Regions from separate parts of the Homo sapiens genome. Here region 1 is linked to region 2. A link is a loop called in an ENCODE intact Hi-C map of the cell type or tissue named here. Cell type or tissue: heart right ventricle. All regions are shown on one strand.

Evidence for each region. A loop is a pair of places that touch in the nucleus more often than their neighbours do. Peaks named below come from ENCODE experiments on the same cell type or tissue, not always from the same donor. Only the 100,000 strongest peaks of a DNase experiment are listed, where the experiment ranks them.
Region 1: it touches region 2 in a loop (2.3-fold over the local background); 3 of 110 quality-filtered maps call a loop at or near these places.

Annotation. Positions count from the first base shown.
Region 1 is chr6:162,383,260-162,391,259 of GRCh38, forward strand. The region is part of intron 2 of PRKN (parkin RBR E3 ubiquitin protein ligase); the gene reads right to left. The region is part of intron 1 of LOC105369171 (a long non-coding RNA gene); the gene reads right to left. Among named protein-coding and RNA genes, the nearest start is that of LNCR-SMAL, 150 kb to the left of the region's middle. In heart right ventricle, no CTCF peak of the experiment used is centred here; DNase peaks (open chromatin) are centred at 4,720 and 4,904; H3K4me3 peaks cover 483 bases; H3K27ac peaks cover 5,244 bases.
Region 2 is chr6:162,180,895-162,188,894 of GRCh38, forward strand. The region is part of intron 4 of PRKN (parkin RBR E3 ubiquitin protein ligase); the gene reads right to left. Among named protein-coding and RNA genes, the nearest start is that of LNCR-SMAL, 50 kb to the right of the region's middle. In heart right ventricle, no CTCF peak of the experiment used is centred here; no DNase peak of the experiment used is centred here; H3K27ac peaks cover 2,924 bases.

The DNA.
Region 1 (8,000 bases), 200 kb after region 2:
GCCTAATGAAATGTATTTCTTGAATAATAAGACTTGAAAATTAGAATTACTCCTTGATTCATGGGCTACAGAATGACCGTTATGTTAGCAAGCATGAAAACAACATTCACCTCCTTGAACATCTCCATCAGAGCTCTTGGGTAACCAGCTGCATCATGAATGAGTGGTAATGTTCTGAAGAGTCATTTTTTTCTGAGCATTAGGGCACAGTAAGGCTCAACAGTGGACTTAAAATATTCACTCGAGTATGCCCTAAACACAGGTACCATCATCCAGGCTGTGTTGTTGCATTTACAAAGCAAGGTCAGAGTAGATTCAGCATAATCCTTAAGGGCCCTAGGACTATCAGAATGGTAAATGAGCATTAGCTTCAACTTAAAGTCACCAGGTACATTTGCCCTTCACAAAAGGGCAGGCTGTTCTTGGAAGCTTTGAAGCCATGCATTGATTTTTTCTCTTTAGCTATGAAAGTCCTGGATAGCATCTTCCAATAGAAGGCTGTTTCATCTACACTGAAGATCTGTTGTTTACTGTTGTCACCTTCATCGATGATCATAACCAGAACTTCTGGGTGACTTGCTGCAGCTTCTACATCAGCACTTGCTGCTTCACCTTACATGTCTATGCAGTGGAGATGGCTTCTCTCCTTCAACTTCATCAACCAACCTCTACTACCTTCAAATGTTTCTTGTGCATCTTCCTCACCTCTCTCAGCCTTCATGATATTAAAAAGAGTTAGACCCTTGTCTGAATCAGGTCTTGGCTCAATGGAATGTTGTAACTGGCTTGAACTTCTATTCAGACCACTAAAATGTTCTCCACATCAGCAATGAGACTGTCTCACATTCATATTATTTATGTGTTCACTGGAGTAGCACTTCCCTCAAGAATTTTTCCTTTGCATTCACAAATTGGCTATTTGGCACAAGAGGCCTAGTTTTCAACCTGTCTCAGTTTTGGACATGGCTTCCTCATTGAGCTAAATTATTCCTAGCTTTTGATTTAAAGTGAGAGATTTGCAACTCCTCCTTTCACTTGAATGCTCAGAGGCCACTGTAGGATTATTAGCTGGCCTGATTTCAATATTATTTTGTCTCCGAGAATAGGGAAGCCCAAGGAGAGGAAGAGAGGTGGGGGAACTGCTGGTCAGTGGAGCAGTCAGAAGACACACATTAAGTTTGCCACCTTGTAAGGGAGCAGTTCATCGCACTCCAAAACAATAAGATCAAAGATCACCGCTCACAGATCACCAAAGCAGATAAAGTGATAAACTTTAAAATATTGCAAGAATTACCAAATGATAGAGATAGAGTGAGCACATGTTGTTGGAAAGATGGTGCTGCTAATAGACTTGCTTGATACAGGGTTGCCACAAAGCTTCAATTTGTAAAAAAAAAAAAAAACAAAAAAAAAAAACACTCATTATCTGCAAAGCATGCTAAAGGGAAGCATGGTAAAATGAGCTGTGCCTGTGATACCAGCAAATATTTATTACACGCTGCATTTCTTTAAATTGTCTTATATGGCGGGTATTACTTTTTCCTATTTCACAGGTCAGAAAGCTGCAATGCAGAGAGGAGAAATGATTTGTTTAAGGAAGTAGAGTAAGTAGGCATCAGAGGCAGCATTACATTAGCTTCGAAGTCTTTATTTTCACTAAAATACCCTGCCTTCCCCTCCCTTTTGTTGCTCTGTGTCCCACTTTAGTATGAAGGGGCCTATGTTTATATCACAGTAAAGTCATGACTTAAGTAGTTTTAGACATAGTATTTCCCCCCTCATGAAATTTAACTCCTGCAGCCTATTCTATTTCTTTAACAAAGACATACAGAATCATATTAATTATCTTTTTAAAAAACCTGAAAATACCATCAAGATACTTATGGAACTCACATGAAAGTGAAATAGGGAGTATGTCCCCATTCCCTCAAGGAATTGAGTAATAAACTAAGTTTTAACCACCAATGGTAGCAGGTTTGCATGCCACTTCACCCAGATAACATAAACACACCAGTTATCTGCAACCCCTGTACGCCCAACATGGTATAAAGCAAAAAGAGAACCATTTAACAGCTTTTATATTAGCTAGTCATTCCAGTAATAAAACAGGAAGACAATCATACATAAATGTCACCACACAAAAACTTTCTCTATTACTTATTAATAACCAACCTGATAATATCATTAACGGCTTGTAGAGCTAATTGCGGTGGCTTTTTACTGCTCCCTTTGATATGTGCACTATCCTGAGGAGGATAACATCTGTTAGATCTAACTCATCCCAAACATCAAATGTGACACCGTGGTGTTTAAATAACTTGACTGCGCGCTATTTCAGCAGGTCCTTTCCCGCTCTCCTTTCTCATCTTCACAAGGCTGACCACAGGCAGAGGCCTTCCTGTGCTCATTACTGAGTTTCATGCAGACACGATGGAGTGGGAGGGAAAGTTTATTACCTTCATTCTGCTTGAATCCATCCCTGACTTTTTGGTCCTTCACAGATTTCTTTGGGAAAATAAAAATGATATATTGTTTTCTGAACAAAAGGAAATTAATTTCAATCTTTTAAAAACCAACTTGAATGTTATTCAGTTCGGTTTTTTCCCTAAAAAAAAAAGTTTCAGATTCCAAAGTTTTTCAAAAAGTAACTTCAAATTTCATCTATGTCAAAATAAGTAAAATAGGTCCTCTTGTCCTATTGAGAATGACAAGCTCAGTATAATCTTGGAAAAATCAATTTCTATAAATGACTAACCCGCCAATTGTATTTTGATTTTTTTTAAAAAAAGAGGTGCCTATGCAGATGCAGGATACATATAAATATAGAGTCAACCATCTCCTAGTGACTCAATCATTAAATATTTAGCTGACTTAAATTACACTGCATGCATGGGGACTACAGTTAATGACGATGTATTGTGGAAAATGCTGAGAGACTGGATGGTGTGTTCTCCCAGCAAAATGCTAACTAAGTGAGGTAATACATTTGATAATTTGCTAAATTTAACCGTGCCACAGTGTCTGTCTACTTCAAAACAGCACGTGGTATATAATAAAAACATATAATTTTATGTCAAGTTTAAAAGTATATTTATACTAAAAATTAAACTCATTTTTAACCCTATAGTTTATGTGAAACTATATGTTATGTAACTGAAATATTTTCACCTAATGTGAAATCTTGTCTCTGCTCCTGCCACAAAACAGAAACATGAGAAAGTCCACTCGTACTTGTCAGAGGTGGGTTCTCTTCATCTTGCTGATTCCTCTGGTGGGTCTGGTAAGGCTGAGCTTGGTGTTCCCTGGACTCCCAGAATGGTTTGGGTCCAGCACTGGGCTGGCCCTCAGGAGGCTGCCCTGCACATCCCCGTGCCTGTGCTGGGTTCCGCCCCAGCCTGTCTGTGAAATATGCGTGTACGTACGTGTGCACATATGTGCGTGTATGCATGTGTGTGCGCAGGTATAAGGGACAGAGACAGACAGATGAACACAGATGGAGAAAGAAAAATTGGTAGGTTGTATTGAGATTCCAATCAAAATCTAAAATATGATTTTATAGTTTCAAACTCAATCTAAACCTTTTTTGCAGGGTAATGTTTTATGACTAAGCAGACGCAGAAGTCACTCTCAAATAAATATAGACTACGTCAATAAGGTAACATTGCATTCAATTATCTCCCCAAGGCAGAATCCCTGTCTTTTCTAAATGATGTAAATACCTTGTTCTCTGTGTCCACAATTTAAAATGGAAGTTAATTAAAAAGTCGACTTGAGCAGGGACCCCAAATATAGATTCATTTATTTATTTATTTTTAAGTTACACAAAAGTATTACTATACTAGGGTGCACACTACAAAATATGCTAATAGAATTTTTGAAGCAATGATGTGAATAAAATGAATGAAACATTTTAGAAGGTTCATAAAGGCAACAAGAATTGAAAATCCAGTAATTACACACTAAGAAAAAATAAGCAAAAAAAAAAAAAAAAAAAAATTTCTCCAACCAAATGTTTACTGGAAGGCTGTGATAATTTTTATACTAAAGGTTATTATTCTCAACAAAAGCTTATTTTTTTCCTTAGTAATAGTTCTTAAGCTCAATTTACAAGCACAAATTCTCTAATCTTATTGTGAGAAGGCTGTTACGAATAATTTTTGTTGTTCATACAGAGAAATTGAGAAACAACGATAATAATTGCTCAAATTATTGAAGTTAAGAAGAAAATAAAAATTAATGGTCTAGTGTTTATTCTTATAAACCCTCCTCACAACACACACACACACACACACACACAGAGAGAGAGAGAGAGAGAGAGAGAGAGAGAGAGAGAGAGAGAGAGAGAGAGAAATTTTCCACTTGTCTGCAAATAGTCCCTAAGGTTCTTAGCCAAGGTGTGTACCTCAAAGTCTAAAGTATGAAGACTTAAAAGTGGAATCAACAGAGCATTTTATCATGAAAGCCACACAAGTGTGGTATCTGAAATGGTGTTCTAAACATCCTTCGAATGCTGCCTTTTCTTCACCTTATTGCCAGGAAAAGCACAGAAGAATGCGTCAGGTGGAAATCTGCATGGGAGGACAAGCAATGAAACAAGGTGGCCTCTGGCTGAGTAGATGCACTCACTCATTCCTCCAACCAGCGCTGTCTGTGCTAACTCCATGGCGGAATTCCTCTGAGTGCTGGGGAACACAACAGTGAACGTGACAGACAAGGTCCTTGTAAAACACACGGTCTCGTGGGGAAGGCAGAGCCAACAACACAAAAATATTCTCTGCAAAGCAGAGAACTGAGGTAAACTCGTGTGGTTGTCAGTGACTGGGGTGTTATTTTAGGAGAAGGCTGAATTCATGCAATTCTTGAGTTAATTATGTTCTTCGGGCTGGCCCTGGGGACTGCAGTGGCAATGGACCAGGTTTCATTGCAGGAGGAGGGTGTTGGCAGCGACTCTGGGCAGTGTGGGGCTAGGCCGAGGAAGGCGCCTGAGGAGACAGACACCCTTCCTCTCTGACCTCTAGGGCCCAGGTCCAGCTTCCCAAGACACCCAGCACAAGGAAAGCTCCAATCGTCATCTTTCATTTCTATCAAGAGTGACACTTACGGATCTCTAACAACGTTTCTATCCAATTTTGGGTCTCTAACTATGTTTCTATCCTGATGAAAAAAGCCAGAGGGTTTAATAAGAAAATGAAAATTAAATGCACTACTTCCTCACTTAGCACACAGCAAGGTTGAGGGGCAGCTTTTCTGAGCCTGACCCTAGGAATTTCCTAACTCAGGTCAAAAGGTGACTGACTCCCAAGCCAAAGGTCTCTAAGGACAGGTGTGTTAATAACACCACTGCCATGGGTGGAGCTTTCAGAGGTCTCCAAGGACAGATGTCTTAACAACACTGCTGCCATGGGTGGAGCCTCTCTGTGCCACGTACTGTGCTCGGGGAGGGACATGAACCACCTCACCCTGGACCCCTCTCTCTTCTCCAGTATCTGCATTACATGTGCCCAGGGGGCCCTTCTCTACTCTGCTGGGATGCCAGCATCTGGCCCAGCATCTGGCACAGAACAGACTCAGCCCAAATGTAGAATATAAAGTCGGGTATGGGGGTCTGATGCCCTGGCAAAGGAACTGAAAGACTTACCCACTGTCCAGTCCAAAGTCCCTAAAAGAAAGTCACAGAGGCCAAGACCCCAGACACTTTTTGTCCCCAACACCCAAAGCTTCATTTTAAAATCCTTTCAGTTCCTCCAGAAAAAAAAAAAAAAAAACAAAAAAACCTGACCCTCAATTCTTAGACATTTTATGTAAATGAGGAGAAAGTAAGGTGCTAGCCCTTCCCGATCACTTCTTGTTTTGAATGGATGTGTGAGTCCTGCCAAAGTGCAGGCTAGTTTGTGTTCTCCAAATGCCTCCTAGCTCAGTGAGGGTGGTGTGCGCAGGGCTGGGATGGGCCACACAACATATAGGAGCCCAAATAGCAAGAAGGCAGTTGGAGCACAGCTTAATCCTGTTGAAAGAAGCCACCAAGAAGAGCTGGGGCACCGGTGGGTGCAGGTGATGAGCAAAGCTACCTTCTTCCCTAGGTAATGATTGCCCATGGGGAAATAATCAGTAATTCTTCATCTAGGAAAATACTAGTTGCTGTTCAGAGCCTCTGACTGGAAGTGAGGCATTTCCAAGTATCAAACAATGATTAAAAGAAATAAAAAACCTTTGCATCTTGGCATGCTCATTTAAGAAAGAAAACAAAATAGACGTACACACAGCCCATTTGCATTCCCTCTACCCAGTCTAAAAGGTGTCCGATGATTCATTTTAATCATTTACCAATTTCTTGGTAACCAGTGTGTATTGCAGCAGATACTTGGCAAAAGCATGTTAATTTGCTACTAATATCTGTATAAACCAGACATTAATATTCTCAATTTACAAATAAGCAACCAGAACTTCAGCGAAGATAAGTAACTTAGCCAAGATTATCCTTCTAATAAGTGGTAAAGCTGGAATTCAAACACAGGCCTAGTGGAGTCCAAAGCTTTCCCCACTCCTCAGTAAAAAGCTAAACAAACTTCCTAATTTTCTGAGCTTCCTACATACTCTTTGCACTAGGGTAACAACCCCATGGCTGGCTTTATTGCAGAGTTTCTCTGCACTGGCATTTGGCCTTTGCCTGTCTAATTTTGGCTAGTTGCATAAGATTCTCACTTAGTGCAGGCTCAAGGTGAGACAGTATTTTTGTTTTTTCTTAGGTTTATCTCTGGAGATTGCCAATGCTTGCAAGAATAGCAATGCTATCATTAACCTAATAATGTTGGATTAACTTCAAGAGCTGGGTAATAGCGCCAATGTTCATTTCCCGTAAATGTTGGAAACTCCTTTAACCTCATGAGATCCTACATAACGTGGGAAAGAGTCCAGTTCTGACTCCAAAATCTTAATAATTCACTCTTTCGTTAACTGCTTTTTAAAAATTAAATGTATAACACCAAATAGTGAAAAATAATAATAATCAGTTTGTACCTAAATTTCTTTAAAGAAATTTTTAGTTTTTTAAAGAAATCTTTCCAATGATTCTGACTTTTTGGAGGGGAATGCCACATGGTGATTATACTGCTAAGGTATATATATATATATATATATACACACACACACACACACACACACACACACACCTTATATATATATATATATTTGGATTTTTTTGAGACAGAGTCTCGTTCTGTCACCCAGTCTGGAGTGCACTGGCACAATCTCAGCTCACTGCAACCTTCGCCTCCCGGGTTCAAGTGATTCTCCTGCCTCAGCCTCCTGAGTAGCTAGGACTATAGATGCCCCCACCACGCCTGGCTAATATTTGTATTTTTTTAGTACAGTCGGGGTTTTGCCATGTTGGCCAGGCTGATCTCGAACTCCTGACCTCAACTGATCCACCCACCTCGGCCTTCCAAAGTGCTGGGATTACAGGCATGAACCACAATGCCCAGCCCTGCTAAGGTATATTAACGGTCAGTTTAGTATTATTTGACTATTTGTTAACATAATAGGAGTAAAACTTAACACTTTTTAGGGTAGAGATGGTACAAAAAATTAAAGTGTAATAAATATAAATCTATAAAAACAGAAGTTAAATAAGAAGAAATCTTCTGGGGAAGAAGAAATAATAGAGTATAGATTATTCTTAACGTAAGTCAAATATTTGATAAGGACCACAGGCACCTTCTTTTAATTCAGATGCTGAATTTTCTTTAGTCCTAGAAAGAAGTGTTGTTAGAATTCCAAGGATATTTGGATGAAACTTCGCTGTAAACTCACGTGGAAACTATTTTAGCTGGCCACAGATGTGAAACTAAAAATGTTGAAATACTTATTTCAAGTGCATCTCGAAAATCTGCAATGACTTCCTCCTGGAAGATAATTTTCTTACTACGCATGCTTGACATGGATTTCGAACATCTGCAATGACTTCATCCAGGAAGATAATTTTCTTACTGCGCATGCTTGAC
Region 2 (8,000 bases):
CTAGACCAGAGATGGTAGACACCAAAGAGGACATCAGGGAACAGGCAAAATCCAAATAACATGATTCTAGTTTAAACTGGATTGGCCTCATTCTCAGGTGAAAATGGGTTTACACAATGCATCCCTGCAACATTTGTAAGCTTATTTGTTCCTTTACACCACGTTTCATTCAGAAAGAACGTGAAACAGCCCATAACAATACAAGCAAGTGAAGATATCTGTGGAGGGGAGTGGGCTGACCGAGGAACAGAAGGGTAGGAAATGTTGACCCAGTCGGGGGTGACGTTCCAGTCCCAGGTCAGTTCCCGAAGTTTCATGTGCTTGCTAGAGGCAGGACACCTATTTGTTTCTAAGCTTTCCAGCAAGCATAGGAAAGGGAAGTGGGATTAATTACATAAATCACACAAACCATTTGCATATTTCTTTGCTATTTCTGGTACTGAAACCAAAGAATACAAGTGGATGCTTGGTGTTACCAACATCTGCACATGAGCTGAATAAGGATGATGGTCATATTGGCTCTGGAACCACTTACAGCTTCTACTTCAGATCATGGATTTCCACACATAGTAGGTATTAAATGCTTTTTGAATTTAACGGGACAAGGGAAGGTAATCAGAAAATGAAGAAAGAAAAAGAGAAATAAATGCATAAAGAGGGTCAGGCTTGGACAAATATTGATACAGTGTTGTACAAGAACCATAGAATCCAACATGGTACACCTGAGATACAAAATAACAACAGCAACCACAAAGAGAAACATGGGGAGAATCAGGGAAAGAAACTAAGAATCATAAGTAGGAATCACTAAGTGGGAATCAGGTCCTAAGCAAATTGCTTTATGTGCATTTGATTATTTATTCCATCATTGCTTGTCAGCTTCCAACTATCCCTGCCCAAGAGAAAAGTGCACAGACACACTCAGATTTAGGGGTAGGAAAGAAGTTGAGAATAAGAAAAGAGGTTCTGAAAGGTTAAGGATCTTGCCAAAGGTCACACATCTAGGAAGAGGAACTTGGTTACCTTATCAAAAACAGGAAATCCATTCTCAGTTTGATAATGAGTCAGATATTGTACTGACTCATTATCCCAGAATACGTACAAACATTCTCAGTGATCTGAGTTCCTGGCGTATTTTCTTTTGTATTGCAATCTCACAAATAATGTGTAGAGAAAGAAAGGAACTGCATGCAAAGTGTGTTCTTTTTACACACTTACTTTGCATCCACCAGTTTCTACCCTGGACAAAGACAGGGGTTGGAGCTGTTATTTGCTGTATTACTGCTGTACTAGTCCCTTCTTGATGGTTCCAAATACACTACACTCTAGTCATTAAACACAGATGTTGCCTGGAGATCAAACGCTACACTTAAAATCATGATTCAATCTGCGTTTACATTTAGAATGGGTGTAAACTTGAGGAGAAATGCTGTATTCAGAGATATTGAAGACAGACTTATAAAATATAATAGAATTTTATATTACACGTAGAAGCGTCTCAGCCTGAGGACAAGTGGCACTAGCTGTAGTTGCCGTCAGGCTGAAGCCTGTCTATGGAACTGGGCGGGGTGGATCTACCGGGAGTCTACTGACATGGGACAGTGAAGAACCACCTGGGAAAACATCACTGTGTGTCAGGAGGGTGTGCAGGCACCCAAGCATCATGCAAATCTAACACTTCAGTCTGAAACATGGGATGGCAAGTTACTACCACTCAGCCAGCTCCCATGGGCTCATCCCAGGATCCTCGCAGGAGTACACGGGAATTTTTCTCTTATTAAAACATGTGTGGGCATACCTCATTTTATTGCACTTTTACTTTATTGTAATTTGCAGATATTGCCCTTTTTACAAATTGATGTTCTGTGGCAAGCCTGCTTAGAGCAAGTCTATTGGCACCATTTTTCCAACAGCATATGCTCATTTTGTATCTCTTTGTCACACTGTCTTAAATTTAACCTTCAACTAAATAACTATTGTATTATTTGAAACGTTCAAGTAAACTAAAGTTTTGTGAAAACTGCTTTTCACCTACTTCTAAAATGCATTATTATTGGGTCATTTCTGACACCTTTTTTTCTTTTTTTTGGTGCTTTTCTGCCGATTTGAAGAAATAATGATAAAAAAGAATTTCTATAAATGTAAGGATACTTGGTTAATGTATATTTGCATTTCATTGACAAAATAACATTTTCCATAACCATGTGGTCTCAAGCAGATAAATTCCTGTCCAGAAGCACGGTGCTACCTTCAGCATTTAAATGTCGGGAGGCCCAATGTGTTCTCACATTGAGAACCACATGCATTGGAAGGTGGCTGCTATTCAGATAGGGAAGATGTAAGAGGATGGAGAACAAATGAGGTCCTAAGGAGACATGTAAGGCATTGGGAGTTCTTCTGCTGCAGAACCCAGGCTGCAGCCCAAAGGGATCTGAGAGACAGCTGCTACTGACAGGGAACTCACACAGGCCACATGGAGCTGTTTCCCTGCCATCATCATCTTCTGGTGGGTCTCCTTGCTGACCCACTCTGAGGATAAGAAGGTGAAGGAGATGTCCTTGACAGATGGCAGCCTATGAAGTAGGTTTCTCTGTGTAAGAAAGTCACCTCCCCTCCTGTCTTGGTATGGGGAGGGAAAGACTGTAAGCCTCTCTGTCTTATAAAAATCAAAGATTTGTGGTTCCAAAATTATATGCCAAAGTATACATCTTGGAAGGAATTCAATATGGTGATAAAACTATAAGTTGGGAAACTAACAACCTTGGTCCTAGTCCCAGATCTGATCTGTCACTGCTGACTGCATGACCAAGGCAAGGCCTGTCTGATTTCTAAGCTTTGGGCTCAATAGCCATAAAACTTTACTAACACTTGAATTGCCGCAGTATGCCGCCCCTCGATCCCTACCATACACCCCATTTATGCAATAGCCAAGTAACTTTTTTCCAGCTCTTTCTTCCTAGTTTTAGAAAAATACACTTACTAGTTCTAAAAATCCAAACAGGTGCACCTGACTGCCCCAGGGAGAATCCCCTGAACTAGTGCTATCTAAGAGAATTTTCTGTTGACAGGAATGCTCTAAACTACAATGAATGCAGCAGCCTCTAGTTGCAACTGCCCAGTGAGTCCTTGAAATGTGGCCACTGTGGCTGATAATCTGACTATTTAATTTTCTTTAATTTTAATTCATGAAAATTTAAAAAGTCATATGTGCCTAGTGGCTGACATATTGGACAGTACAGCTCTGTATCAACTTTTGCTAATTAATGTACATATCCAGGATCTTGTACTTTATTTGTCCTTTTAATCAATCAAATCCAATATTCAATAAGCAAAAATTACTGATTGCATAATAGGAGGCTTCACAAAAGGGCAGAGTCTAGTGAAGTAAAAAACATCCACTGTCCTCTCTTTCTCTTGATTACTTCCAACATTTACAAATTTGGGCTTGCCCCGCTGATATGGTTTGGCTGTGTCCCCACCCAATTATTAGTTCCCATAATCCCCATGTTTCACAGGAGGGACCTGGTGGGAGGTAACTGAATCATGTGGGCGATTTCACCCATGCTAGTCTCATGATAGGGATTAAGTTCTCATGAGATCTGATGGTTTTATAAGGGGCTTCTCCCTTCGTGCGGTTCTCATTTCTTCTCTCTCTTGCTGCCCTGTGTAGAAGGACATGTTGCTTCCCCTTCCACCATGATCGTAAGTTTCCTGAGACCTCCCTAGCCATGCGGAACTGTGAGTCAGTCAAACCTGTTTTCTTTATTATGACCCGGTCTCCGGTATTTCTTCATAGCAGCGTGAGAACGGACTAATACATCCAGCCTCCTTTGACTTCCCTTTTGCTGATCCCCACTGAAGTTAAAGATGCACATTTCACACGTGCTTTAAAGATTCTGAAATCTGCATGTTTGGAGTAGGCCAGGCAATATTGAGAAGTTTTGGTATATAAACCTTTGAGAAACTTAAAGTAAACCAATTTTCTCCACTTTTTAACAATACGAGTTTCTGTCTCCTAAATGAAGCATTTATTTCAAAACTCTTATACACAAAACTGTAATCTTAAAATAAGGGTGGGGGGGTGCTCCTGACTGCCTTGGTCTTCTGTTCTGACTAATCTTAACAAAGAAAGCCTCATCTAATAAAGACAAAAGTGGCATCGTTATGAAACTTGTATTGGGCTCTGCTTCTGAACATATATACTGGCATTTTCCTAGATTTGTGATATTATTTAGTACATATTTCACCTAAACTATGTATTCCACAGCACATTTTCCAATGTTATGGATATTTTTTCTAAACTCATCTTAATTTTCCAAGTTCAATACAATGCATAGCCATTTGAAAATAAATGCCCACTAAATTTCAAGCTGTACAAGGTAAACTTACTTTTTCCCCCCACTAAATGATAAACTTGAGTAATATATAGAACCTAACATTTGTGCCAATTCACTCTCCTGCCACCCCTTCTTCAAAATCATAGGTTTCCAAATAAAGGAAACAAAAACTTACGGCTGAATACCCTGCTCCAAATTAAACATAAAGTAATCAAAGTCATTATTAAATGTTTTTCATGTTGTCGAAGGAAACAAAACAACAGGAAGGACAAGAGTTTAGGTCAAGAGGTTCCGGTGTTATCTGCGTCCTTCATTATAAGTGATTTCAAAATCTTTTTCCCTCCAGGAAAAACTAGTGAGTAACAGCTTAGTCTAAATGACAGCAGCTCTGTGGTACGAAGGGTCCACATTTCAGCTAATTTTCAGCTCTTCTTATCCTGATACCATGAGATGGAATTTAATAGATGGCTGGAACATCTATAACATGACATTTACCAAAGGATGTGTCAGCGGCATCCATGGCCTCAACAAAGATGGAGCCTTCAAAACATAAATCAAAGAAAAATATAAGAACATCTTAGAAGAAAAGGATGACAGTGATCCTGCACATTTAAAATATTTTAAATGCCTTAGGGACTCTACGGAGCAAGTAGTGTTAAAAATAATGATGTACCAACTAAAGATATTTAGCTCCCTGTTAAGAGAAGAGGCTATGTAGCAGAAGGAGAAAATCTTTAGATTTTTTTTTTCAAAACATGTGGTTTGAGAGCCCACCTCACACTGTTCCTTTGGTAATTCTCTTATTCTCTGTGAACCTTGTATAGTTTTCTTGGGTGTAAAATAGTCACAGGATTCCCAACCTTACCCAATTCACATGGTTATTAAATCAATAAAGACAATGTGTGTGAAAATACTTTTTGAGCTGTAAAAGGCTCTACATGAAAAGCTTATGTAATAGAATATTAAATTGGAGGTTTCAATTAAAGCCAGATACAAGAGATACTATAAACCAAAAGAGGTGCTGATTGCCTATGTGAATTTACAAATCTAAACATCACTGACATAATTTTTTTAACAGACTTTTTTTTTTTTTAGCAGTTTTAGGCTCAAAGCCAAATCAAGCAGAAAGTACATCCTTTTCTTCCAAACATGGGCTATTTTGAAACATCTCATGAACATCATATTTATAGATTGGTTTGTTGGAGTGAGTGGAGATAATGTTTGAAGGTGAGATAATGTTTGAAGGTGATTTCTTTGTGGAAGAAAAGGGCTTCTATGGAAAGACTCCACTCAGAGAGCTTGATATGGCTCTTCTAGAGTTAAGGAGAAACAGTGATATGATTTGGATCTGTGTCCCCACCCAAATCTCATGTTCAATTGTAATCTCCAGTGTTGGAGGTGGGGCATGGTGGGAGGTGGTTGGATCCTGGGAGCAGTTTCTCATGAGTGGCTTAGCGCCATCCCTCTGGTGCTGTTCTTGGGATGGTGAGTGAGCTTTCACAAGATCCGTTTGTTTAAAAGTGCGTAGCACCTCCTCCTCACTCTGGACAGGTAAAACATCTCACATCTCCTTTGCCTTCTGCGGTGACTGGAAGCTTCCTGAGGTCTCTGTAGAAGCATAAGCCACTATGCTTCCTGTACAGGCTGGAGAACCATCAGCCAATTAAACTCCTTTTCTTTGAAAATTACCCAGTGTCAGGTACTTCTTTACAGTAAGGCAAGAAAGGACTAATACAGAGAGTGAGTTCAGGTCTGACCCGAGTCCCACTTGATAATGTTAAAGGCTAGCTACTTTGTTGGTATAGTTATATTGGGTTTAGTCTGTGATCCCAGAGTTTGTTAAAACAAAATATGTATGAGAATGCCCAATGGAAAATGAAAAAGAGCTGCACTGAAACCACTTTAGTTTCTACCCAAGATGTCCTGGAAGACCAAGGAGACTCCAACAGAGAAAATCGGGGTGGATAACAGTGAAAAACCAGCAGCTGAGAAAGAAGTGATCACCGGAGGAGGAACATCAGTATATGCTTGGAGGTGAAGCAGACATTTCCTCTGGTGACCTCTAAACAACTTGTACAGGAGCCAATGAGATAAAGTTTGCTTTTCACACTTCCTACACTTGACAGCTTAAACATATCCCATGACAGTGTCAGCTGAGTGAGAACTTTCCTGTGCCCTCTTGCTAAGCTCCTAAATTGTGCTTCAACACTGAGGTATCAGAAACAGAAGAGAGCAAAATGGCAGTGCAGGGGAGCAAGTTCAAGGTGGGGAAGGACGGAGGATGCCCCCCACCCCAATATACACCACCCCTCCAGCAAGTGCCCAGCCTAATGCAGGCCCAGCAGGAGTACATGGCAAGCTTTTTATTTGTTTAGTTGGTTGTTTTCAAGAGACTGGACACTACTATGTACTGAAATAAAGCTGTAATTGAAACTTAAAGTTATCCATTTGGCCCTGGGAGAAAATCTATTAATATAACATGACATTTACCAAAGAATGTGTCAGCAGCATCCATGGCCTCAACAAAAATGCTATCTGCCAGGAGGACATGGAAACTCCTTTAGAGGAGACAAAAGAATCCTCAGTAAAAGGAACCACCACCAGATACAGCGTGATGGGTTGTGCAGTTGAAGCTACAAAAGGTTTGTCTTGGACATTAATATGGTTTGGCTGTGTCCCCACCCAAATCTCATCTTAAATTGTAACTCCCACAATTCCCACGTCATAAGAGGAACCCAGTGAGAGGTGCTTGAACTATGGGGGTGGGTTTTTCCTGCACTGTTCTCATGATAGTGAATGAGTCTCATGAGATCTGATCATTTTAAAAAGAGGAGTTCCCTGCAAACTCTCTTTTTGCCTGCCACCATCCATGTAAGACATGACTTGCTCCTTCGTGCCTCTCACCTTCCACCAGAAGTGTGAGGCCTCCCCAGCCGTGTGGAACTGTAAATCCAATAAACCTCTTTCTTTTGTAAATTGCTCAGTCTCGGGTATGTCTTTATCAGCAGACATACAGATATACCGGGAGCTGCTTTACAAAAATCACCAGTAGGCATGAAATTTCCAGTGGCTCAACACGTCCCACTATGACCAACCCTGGTGATAAGCTCAGTGTCTGACACAGTGGCTGCCACACCTGCTCGCTCTGAATTGTCATTTCCAACCCTGCCTCTTCATTCTCCAACCTGAACACCAACATCATTCCACAAAGAAGGCCCTGTGTACACTCTGCCTTTTCCTTCTCTACAGTCAGTACTGGATCAATGTCCACATAGGCCCTATCCACAACCCAACAGCAATCTCCTGGTCCTACTTAAGAGCACATTCACCTTCTAATTTCAGGATCTTCTTTCATAGTCTTGCCATACCTTTCGTGGCTCCAACGCTGTTCTTTGAAAAGAAAACTTCTTTGAGGCAGGAGAATACTCTGTCCCTTTTTAATGCTTGAATCGTAAGTTTAATACAGAAGGAAAGCCCTAGGAAGTAAATCATTGTAGCTGCTTTAAACATTTGAAGAGCCTACAGGTGGAACATTCCTTAGATTTCGTTTTTTTTTTTTTTTTTAAATAACAAAACTAGAAGAATGGGTGGAAACATTTAGGTCAGATAACTTTCTCTCAAGCTCTTTAACAATGAAAACAGTTTTGTGAAAAGCAATGATTA